Linked DNA regions of Homo sapiens: region 2 is linked to region 1. The links are chromatin loops, found by intact Hi-C in ENCODE. Cell type or tissue: heart right ventricle. All regions are shown on one strand.

Evidence for each region. Peaks named below come from ENCODE experiments on the same cell type or tissue, not always from the same donor. Only the 100,000 strongest peaks of a DNase experiment are listed, where the experiment ranks them.
Region 2: a loop joins it to region 1, with 18 times the contacts of the local background. A loop is called at or near these places in 1 of 110 quality-filtered maps.

The regions. Positions count from the first base shown.
Region 1 is chr10:63,717,347-63,722,346 of GRCh38, forward strand. No RefSeq gene overlaps it. Among named protein-coding and RNA genes, the nearest start is that of REEP3, 200 kb to the left of the region's middle. In heart right ventricle, a CTCF peak has its summit at 2,835 (motif pointing left); a DNase peak (open chromatin) is centred at 2,845; H3K27ac peaks cover 1,903 bases.
Region 2 is chr10:61,785,486-61,790,485 of GRCh38, forward strand. The region is part of intron 3 of LINC02625 (long intergenic non-protein coding RNA 2625); the gene reads right to left. Among named protein-coding and RNA genes, the nearest start is that of LINC02625, 80 kb to the right of the region's middle. In heart right ventricle, no CTCF peak of the experiment used is centred here; no DNase peak of the experiment used is centred here.

The DNA.
Region 1 (5,000 bases):
CTTACGGCTCTATCATACCATATTCTTCAATCTATTTCTGGTTCAGATGCTCAAGAGAGACAATTTGATTGCCTTGTTTATTTATTAACATAGTCTCATTTGGACAGAGCTTTTTATTCAGACAGAGTCTCACTTTGTCACCCAGGCGGGAGTGCAGTCGTGCAGTTGTGCAGTCACAGCTCACTGCAGCCTTGGCATCCTGGGTTCATGCTATCCTCCTGCCTCGGCGCCGCCCCCCCCCCGCCCCCAAGTAGCTGGGACTACGGGCACATGCCATCATGCCCAGCTAATTTCTTTCCTATTTGTAGTAGAAATGGAGTTTCACCATATTGTTCAGGCTGATCTCAAACTCCTGAGCTCAAGCAATCTGCCCGCCTCAGCCTCCCAAAGTGCTGGGGTTACAGGCATGAGCCACCATATCTGGCCAGAGCTTTTGTTTTAAATCATATGATAAACACTGGCCAGCTAAATTTCAGGCACCCCCTGCCCCCAATGCCCAGAGTTGTATCTAAGATTCGAGTGGTGTATGTAGCATTAAGGCATTGGAAAAAATACAGTCTTACCCTGTATGTACCCTGTATATATCCACCTTGGCCTTCATGTGACACTGAGCATAGCAGAGATCACCACTTATCTGCAGATATCCATGTACTCTTTCTTTGGTCAAAGAACTACCTTATTTTTACCTAGGCACAGGCTGCCCACTTCCCAGCCTCTCTGAAGTGAGGTGTGGACATGTGTCTAAGGCTGGCAGGTCGGCAGCAAGTGGGAACGGCGTACCTCCTCCTGGCTCAGGCCCTTAAATGGCATCTCTGAACCCTCAGCTTTGCACATCCCTTTTTCTCTTTCTCCCAGGCTGGAATGAGGATGTGGTGATGATGAGTTGGCTTTGTTTCCGTGAGGGCACAAGGATAGCATTCTGTGGGGTGGCAAAGTAACAAGATGAAAGGAACCTGGGCTCCTGGGTGATCTGGTGGTGCAGAGCAGCTCTAGCCCCCTGACCAGTATTACCTTGAACTTGTATGTGGATAGAAATGAGCATTCTATCTTGTTTAAGGCTCAGTTATGTTGGTCTCTTTGAAAACAGCTAAACTGATATCCTAAAGGATACTCCCATTTTCTAGGGGGGGTCCCTGCCGTACCCTCCTTTGTTTCTGATGGTCCAGCCTCTTCTGGTCTGTGGCTTCTGAGAGCTTTGCTTGTGCCGCGTTCTGCATGTTGGCGATATTCGAATGCTTCTTCGCCAGCTGCACTGTGAGAAACTCTGGTCTATGCTCATCTTGCATTTCTGGCACCATTCTCTGCCACCACACCACTCTGTGGCTTTGGAACTTTGTGAAGCTCTTAGCGGACCATCTGCCTAGACATGTCATACAGATTTTCCTTCCACTTCTGCACAAGCCAGATGTGGGGAACTAGAGAGTCCTATAGCTCCCAGATTCCACCCAAAGGGGAGCAGGATACTCAGCTCTAGAATCCCCAAACGTGTTTGGACATTTTATTATTCCTCCCTGTGACCCCAAATATAGGGCTCAGCTTAAGATAAAAGTAGGTTAGACCCAGGGTCCCTTTTCAGAAGCCCACTGGTGTCTTCACTTTTCTTTCAAATCTCTCCATTCTGCTCTATCAGATAAATCTTCTGAGTCTTGGGAGCAGAGGAAGCTCTGTCCTAACAGGGCAGGTTTCCTTCTACACCTTTTATCTCATTTCTGGGGCCTAAGCTTTAGGAAGATTCTGTTTTCTGGATTATGTTGTATCCTCCCTTCTCTGAGGCAATTAAGGCAGAACCTCATGAAGTGATAAACAGAATGCAGTAAATGGACAGAAGTGTCTGTTAATACTTTAGAATTTCACCTGCCATTTAACTAGCAGCCAATATTGTCAAATACTTGTCTTTTAGGAGTTTCTTCAGTCAATAAATCAGCCTGGTTTGTCATGGTGCAGTGGACAGGTCACTGGCTTGTGATTTGGAAGGTTTGTGTTCTACTCCTAGTTTACTCGTCGTTTTTGGAAGCAGACCCTCTATGTCAATAGCAAAGGGCAATTCCAAGTGGTAGTGTTCGTCTGTTTTTATCTGTGGACTTTGATTCTGCTGATTGTGTGACATTGGGAAATTGACCTAGATTTCATGCTTCAGTTTTTACTGTATATTTCCATAGCATGCTCTATCTCAGACTCAGGGAACTTATGTGAAGTGATAATAATGGTTAATATTTAAATAGAATCTCTAAAGAAAAAGTATTGTTTCTAGTACTTTATGTGTATGAATTCATTTGTGACTCATTCATAAGGTAGATCATGAGGTATAATCTAAAGTAGGGCTAGGATTTAAGCTTACACAGTCTGGTTCTAGGTCTGTGCTATTAATTATTAAGCCAGACAACCTCTTATAATAGGGAATAATTTGAAGGAGAGAAATGAAAAATGCCCTGCAATTATTCGAGTACTTTCCTAGTCTTATTTATAAATACCAATCTTTCAAAAGTAAACTGGGCCTCAATTCTGCTGAAACCATCTCAAATTTCAGATGAGGAATAGCTGAATGGATGCTAATACTGCAGTGATTACAATTATTAAACTATTCATTTTTATAAAATGAATAATGAATACACTTTAACCCACCTCCTTTCAAAAATGGTTTCAGGTCACAGATCAGTATAAGCAACTCAATTTTAATTCCAGCTTAGAAATAATAATTCAAAAATAGTATTTACTAAGTAATTAAGTAAGGGTTCTTTTAATTTTTTCGCCTTATGCTCATTAAATTATTTTAACCCTGGCCAGACTAATTGAAATTTAACTGCATGATAAAACTTTACCGCCATCTAGTGTCAGTCAGGAGCATTGCAGGAGTGTTGCTTTTTGAATCTGTTTTGGTAGCTACCTGCCGTATCTATGGCAATATTAAGCGGCACTCCCAGGTGGCACTCTTTGACTCCTATACCAGCGACCTTTGATTTTATAGATTATTCCAATAATTTGAGTTCAGAGGAACTAATTTCATGGCATTTCTTATTTCTAAATCCTGGTTTATTTTATGAGTGTGCTCTCAGGGGAATATAAGAATCTTTCATCCAAGTCAGGGATAGTTTCTAAATTCTCTGAATGTCCTCACCCCTAAGAGCTCTTGTTACTTTAGCTTCAAGATGGTAAACGTGGGGGAAAACTTTGTGCTATATATTTAAATTATTATGAGTTTTTTTTGTATATCAAGTATTTATGTGTACACTATAATAGTTATCTACTGCTGTGGGATAAATCGCCTCAAAATGTAGCAGCTTAAACAGCAAAAATTTATCTCACACTATTTCTGAGGGTCAGGAAGCAGAGAGTGGTTTAGCTGGGTGGTTCTGGCTAAGGGTATCTCGCAAGGTAAGTCAAGTGTGAGATGAAGCTGCAGTCATCTCAAAGCTCAACTGGAGCTGGAGAATCTGCTTCCAGACTCACCCGTGTTAGCAGGTTTTGGTTTCTTGCTTGCTGTCGGCTAGAAGCTCAGTTCCTTGACATGTGGGACTCTTCACAGGACGTGCTTCCCCTAGAGCAAGAGGAGAGGGGAAGAGAGTGAGAGACAGAGAGGAAGCCACAGTCTTTTAAAATAATCTAATCTTACTCTCATATGTTATTGATCAACCAAACCAGCCCTGGTCCCCTTGTGTGGCAGAGAATTACAGAAGCTTGTGAATAACAGTAGGTGGGGATCCTTGGGGCCATCTTGAAGGCTGGTGACTACACCCACCATCAAGCTTTATTAAATAGTAATGTTTTGCCTGATTTGGGTAACTGCTTCATAACATGAGTTTAGCCCAAGGCTAAATTCTGAGAGGTACAAATGGGAAACAACTTTTTCTCCCTTGGTTGCTTTCAACCATACTATGCTAAATCTCCCTTCTGTGCTCTGTAACTTCAATCTCTGGTAGATTTCATAGCTTTTGGCTCACATTCAGCTGTAACAAGAGTCCTTGTTTGTTTGTTTCTTATTTTTAATACATGGTTTCTTATTTTTAATACATGGTTTCACTCTGTTGCCTCACTGCAGCCTTAACCTCCTGGGCTCAAGTGATCCTCAATCTCAGTCTCCGGAGCAACTGGGACTACAGGAATATGCACCATACCTGGCTAATTGTGTGTGTGTGTGTGTGTGTGTGTGTGTGTGTGTGTGTGTGTGTGTGTATTTGGTACACATGAGGTCCCACTATGTTGCCCAGGCTGGTCTTGAATTCCTGGGCTCCTGCCTGGGCCTCCCAAAGTGCTGAGATTGCAGGCATGAGCCACTGTGCCTAGCCCCTGTTTTCAGGTATTAAAAATGTTAGTCTGGGCTGGGCATGGTGGGTCACGCCTGTAACTCCACTACTTTGGGAGGCTGAGTGGGAGGATCACTTGAGGCCAGGAGTTTGAGACCAGCCTGAGCAACCTAGCAAGACCCTGTCTGTATTAAAAAAAAAAATTAGCTGGGTGTGATGGTGCATGCCTATAGTCCCAGCTACTTAGGAGGCTGAGGTGGGAGGATCACTTGAGCTCAGGAGATTGAGGTTACAATGAGCTATGAGTGCACCACTGTCCTCCAGCCTGGGTGACAGAGTGAGACCCTGTATTAAAAAAACAAAACAAAACAACGCCCTCCCCAGCCAAAAAAAAACTTAGTCCAATCTCATATATAGCTTGAATCTTCTCTCCTTAACTCTTCTTACTTCTGACTCTGAGGAAGGAGAGCATGACTGTTCTTTCAGTGTTTTTCTGACTATTTCTCATCTCTTTCCTGCTTTCTAATTCCTCTAGTATAGAATCCAGCATGCAGATCAGAGAAAGAGGAGCAAAGTGTCACTGTACTTAGCTGGTATTGTATGTGATTCTCTCATGGATAATACTGGCTGGGACTCATTCCCTCTGTTAATCTGAGAATTCACATAGAGCTTCTCCAGGGCACCCTGTGGGGATGCAGGGGGTTCCTCCTATTCTGGTCATTCTCCAGTTGCTTCTGAAAATCTTCTCTCAGCTTTTGC
Region 2 (5,000 bases), 1.9 Mb before region 1:
AATGAACAAGGGTTCTAGCATCTCTCTGAAAATTGATAGTGCACTTTTAGATAGAAGACAGAGAACAGGCTGAGGAAGAAGGCAAATAGGTAGACAGAGATGATTGACAATGTCCACGTGCACATCCACAGATGTTCCTGAATCAGCTACTTTGTCAAGACCCCACCCTAGGTGCTTCTGGTAAAGAGGTAAGGCTTGTCCTGGCTTCCAGGATCTCACAGTGTAGGGGAACAAGGGAAATTGCCATTTCTTAATCACTTATCGTTTGCTAGTAGACTTTGTTGATTTCATTCATACAATAAATATTTTGTTTTTGTTCTAGTTTATGAGACAGATGAATAAGTTAGGTTTCCTAATCCCTTATAGAGGGAGCCAGACATGACATCAGTACTTACACAAAACGTTTTCAATTATAACTGAGGCAAGTACTACAAGGAAAATCATAGCACATGGTCTAATGGAGGAGGAGGAGGAGTTAGCATGACTTGGTCTGAGGGTCCATGGAAGCCCTCCCAGAAAAAAGCTGTTCCAGCTGGGTTCTGGGGCCAAGCATGAATTAGTCCAGTGGAAGGAACAGCACCAGCAAAGGCCCTGAGTTGGAAGGAGCTTACTCCAAGAATAAGGTACATATTATTATCCCCATTTTACACATGAAGTAGCTGAGATCTACAAAGATTAAGTAACTTCCTAAGGTTATGCATAACACATAAACTCAAAGATAGCGATCTACCATATAATCCAGCCTCTCCTAGAAGCAGAAACAAAGATACACGGCAGCCTTTAAAAACAATTATCAGGAGACCCTCTCATGCCCCTCAAGGCCACTGCTCCTCCTGAAGGAGCTAAGGACAGGTTTTCATTTGCTCACTCTACTGGGCTCCAGATCAAATTAAATTAAAAGCCAGCTATTTCAGACGAAAAAGTCCTGCGTCCTTTTTGGGAATAAAATCGTCTTCCCTCCTCCCCAGGGCCTTTCATACCATTATGGTGCAGTCCCAAGCTATCAATGATAGTGAAAAAATGGGGCTTTGCGATAGAGGAAAGAGGCTATTCAAACTGCTCCTGATTTCTATAAAAGAGAGATCTTTTGATCTTTGAAACAGCCATAGGGCAGTTTGATCTTTCTCAAACTCATTTATTTTAGATTCTTGCAAATTTCTTTTCTGTAGGTTTACTTCCTCAGAAAACTCAATATTCAATTGAACAGTGACTTTTATACATTGAAATGCAATATTGAATAACTGAAGCCTAATAAATGCCATCCCGCCTATATAGGATATTTTAAAAATCATAAAAGGGCTGATTGAGCCCGATCCAGGCAAAGATGACAAAGCGAATTCAATGCTTCTTTTGAAAATGAGTCATGGTCAGAAATACTCACTTTGACCAAAAGCATTTCTTTGAATGCCAGAGGTAAATTTGCTCACTTTCATTTTCTGCCTGGGTTTCAGATCGGCCCTGCAGAACTGAACAAAATCAACTCTGAGAGGCCCTGGCAGCTGTTCCAGATGTAAATGTGAACAGGATACTGAGATTGGGCCTATTTCCTTCTATGTGTTATTTTCAAATTATGCAGATAATATTCAGATATGGGTCTATCAGACTTGGCATATTTTTTTCAGGGAGGAGTAAATCATTGCTATTCTCTGCTGCATTAACATTCCCCAGGACCACCCTCTCTTTTTTTCTTAGAAAAAGGATATTTTCTTGTCACGAGCCTCTAAATTACTGGCACAAGAAGAATCTGACATATGTTCCCAGTCGTGGGGGGGCTCATGGGAGGACAGGTACAACATACTCAATAGATTAGCCAAAAGAAACAGCCTTTGATGTCAGGGAACCTTTCCAAATTTCATGTAAGACTCAAACAATCTGTGGCAAATCAAAGTTCTCAATCAGAACTTCTGTCCCACTTCTCTTGGTGCAGCTATGGCTGGAGGAACTTTTGTTTTAACTCTTTGTAGATTATTACTCAGTTTGAGAGTGTGTTTCTCTCATGACCCTTCCAACATTATGAACTTTAAGAAGATCGATAACTTCATTCTCCATCTTCATCTTAACACATGCACTTTTTCCCTCTTGGATATGTGTTTTAGGAAAATGCAGATTAGCATTGCCAAAGAGCCAGTTGTTTTTAGCAACATTCCCCTCGGTGTGACCTCCTAAGAAGGTCTGATTTTATAAACCATTAAAGGAACACTACGTTTTCCATACTCCCTGTATCAGCTAAAGGCTGGAAAGGGCAGCAAAAGCAGGATCTCCATGGAGGAGGAATGATAACCACTTGGAAGAAGATGGTGGAGAAAAAGCAGGCATTGGCTATGCACAGAAGATGTCGGTCTTGCTTTAACAATCTCCCTTAAGGCCTGCTGCCCCACACTTTCCTTATGGTGTCAGCATTCCAAGAACATTCTTTGGGAACCAGAGACAAAGATGGCACCAATACCTCAGAGCCTTTTGATTAAAGAGTTGTCGTTTTCCATCTTGGGACCGTGGAAAACAACTTTTACATAAGAAAGTTTCTCTCAAGGGTGAGTAAACTATCCACAGCTTAAAAATAAAAATTGATAATTAATGTCCATGAAAGGGCTCTAAAGAAAAGATTCCCAGCAAATCAAAGGTAAAATTCTGAGCTCATATGACTATATCCATAGACATGTCCGTGCCTGTCTCTAGAGCCATTAGCTATCCAAGAGACATTGGAGGAAAGAAATTATTATTTCCTTAGAAGCAAATGGAGGCTTCCTTTTCCTTCCATCAAGAACACTTTAAAACAAACAAACAAACAAACAAAAAACAATATCTGGATTTCTAGACACTCAGAAATATGTTATTCATAGGTTTCTTACACTTCCGGGCCTAGAACATAAGGTAGCATGTTCTAAGAATAATGTTCTGAGAGGAACGTAAGATATAAAAGAACTAATGTCATTCAAGGCACAGTAATACAATCCAAAGACAAAACAGCACCACACACATCTTACAGGGCATGTGCTCTGTGTCTAGTCTATCACTGGTTTGAAAAACTCTAGTGGAATGAGATTACCTTTGTCACTCAGTTAGCACCACTTGTCACCTTTCATTGACTCTGCTGTTTCCCGTTTATAATTTCAGCAGGAGATTGAATCAAGCTGTAGACTTATGGAATAACGCCCCCAGACATTCACCCAAGAGTAGTTTAGGCAAAGTTTTCTGTGTCAGGAATAAAAATGTTGAATTTGAAAATGAAGTACAACCAAGTGGAAATATAAAATGGCAGAGGAGGGCCAGATGTGATGGTTCGCACCTATAATCCCAGCACTTTGGGAGGCTGAGACAGGCAAATCACTTGAGCTCAGGAGTTCAAGAGCAGCCTGGGCAACACAGAGAAACCTTGTCTTTACAAAAAAGACAAAAGTTAGCTGGGCGTGGTGGCACACGCCTGTAGTCCCTGCTTCTTGGGTGACTGAGACAGGAGGAACACTCCAGCACAGGAGGCTGAGGCTGCAGTGAGCCCAGATTGCACCACTGTACTCCAGCCTGGATGACAGAATGAGACCCTGTCTCAAAAATAAAATAAAATAAAAAAATAAAATGGCAGAGGAAGGCTGCCTGCCTAATTAGAGTGGTGGAACAAAGTTATGAAGCAGGAATGCTTAATATCAGGAGAAAAATGGAGGATTATGGCTTTAAATAAATGGGACTCACTCTCCTACCAGCATCTTCCCCATTCCAATGCAATCCTCCACACTAGACCATCTGCCAGTTGCTCTGGCAGGAGTGTGTCACCAAGTAGAATGGATCCACTAATTCTGGGATAAAGTCAAGAAAATTCCTCCAATGCAGAACACAACACTAACCTCAGTGACTGTAGCCCTTATATATCCAACGATCTTCTAGGGAAGCAAGAGAGAAAGCACCAATAAAATTCCAAAGCAAAAAGATAAACATCACTTGTAAATGAAGCAATGGGGTACAATTTGGAGCAAATGTTCACTGATAATAAATCAAAAGCTCAATATTTGCCCCCTCAGGCCTCCCCAAACTTCCCATCAGTAAAATGCTATCAAAACAAGCAAGGAAAAACATATTCCTACTTCAATTTCTATTTCAGTGCAAAATACAGTTCTCAAAATGTCAGTTTCATCTAGTTTGGCCTTTCCAAGAACGTGCATAGTTAATCGTCAATGAACTGTAGTGTTTGGAGGATGCTGTTTAATTGAATTTTCAGGTTAACTGGGGCTAAGCAGAAAACTTTTTTTCTTTTTTGTTTCTAGTAGGAATCCTATAAAGTACTGATGGAATGGAAATGATGGTGTCCTGGAGACCCAGGGACCTAGGTTCCTAGGAAATTTCTTGGGAAGTCATATGCAAAAGAAATCCTGACAAAAAGAAGGCAAATAATACGTCATTGTCAGCTGTGTTTGTGTCCCAGGCCTTTAGGTAGAGCTCTCTGATAGAGTTAGCTGGAGCCTATGCCTTAGCTCAGGACTTTTAGGTCCTCACCCTGCCCATGTGCCTAAAGTCAAATCTTATTATTAGGACATCACAGGAAAAGAGCAAATAAAGAATGTTTACAATGAGAAGAAAGTGCAAAATATCCTTGCTTAATATGCCACATGGAAGTGAGTGCTAAACTGCCTACTTCAGCCTCCTGAAGAAGAGAAGCAGATTTTACCCTTAATAATAAATGTGGTTCACGGCAAAAATGGGTTTCACCTCATGGATAATTTTATGCCTTTTTAAATGAAATTTTACTCTATTATATAGATGATGACTTGAATATTACTCCTCCATGTCTTTACCAGATTCAGAGAATATAACACCACTAAATTACTATCATTGCCATCATTACAAACACATATTTTCTAGCACAGTTGGTTCCACAATAGACTAGCATACCGGTGCTTACTGTAGGGAAATGTAAAAGAGAAGGCCAGCGCAGCGGTCATTTAAAGAGATCTAAGCCATCTAAATTATCCTCCTAAAAACCCTTCAAAATCCTAAGAAGACAAGTAATA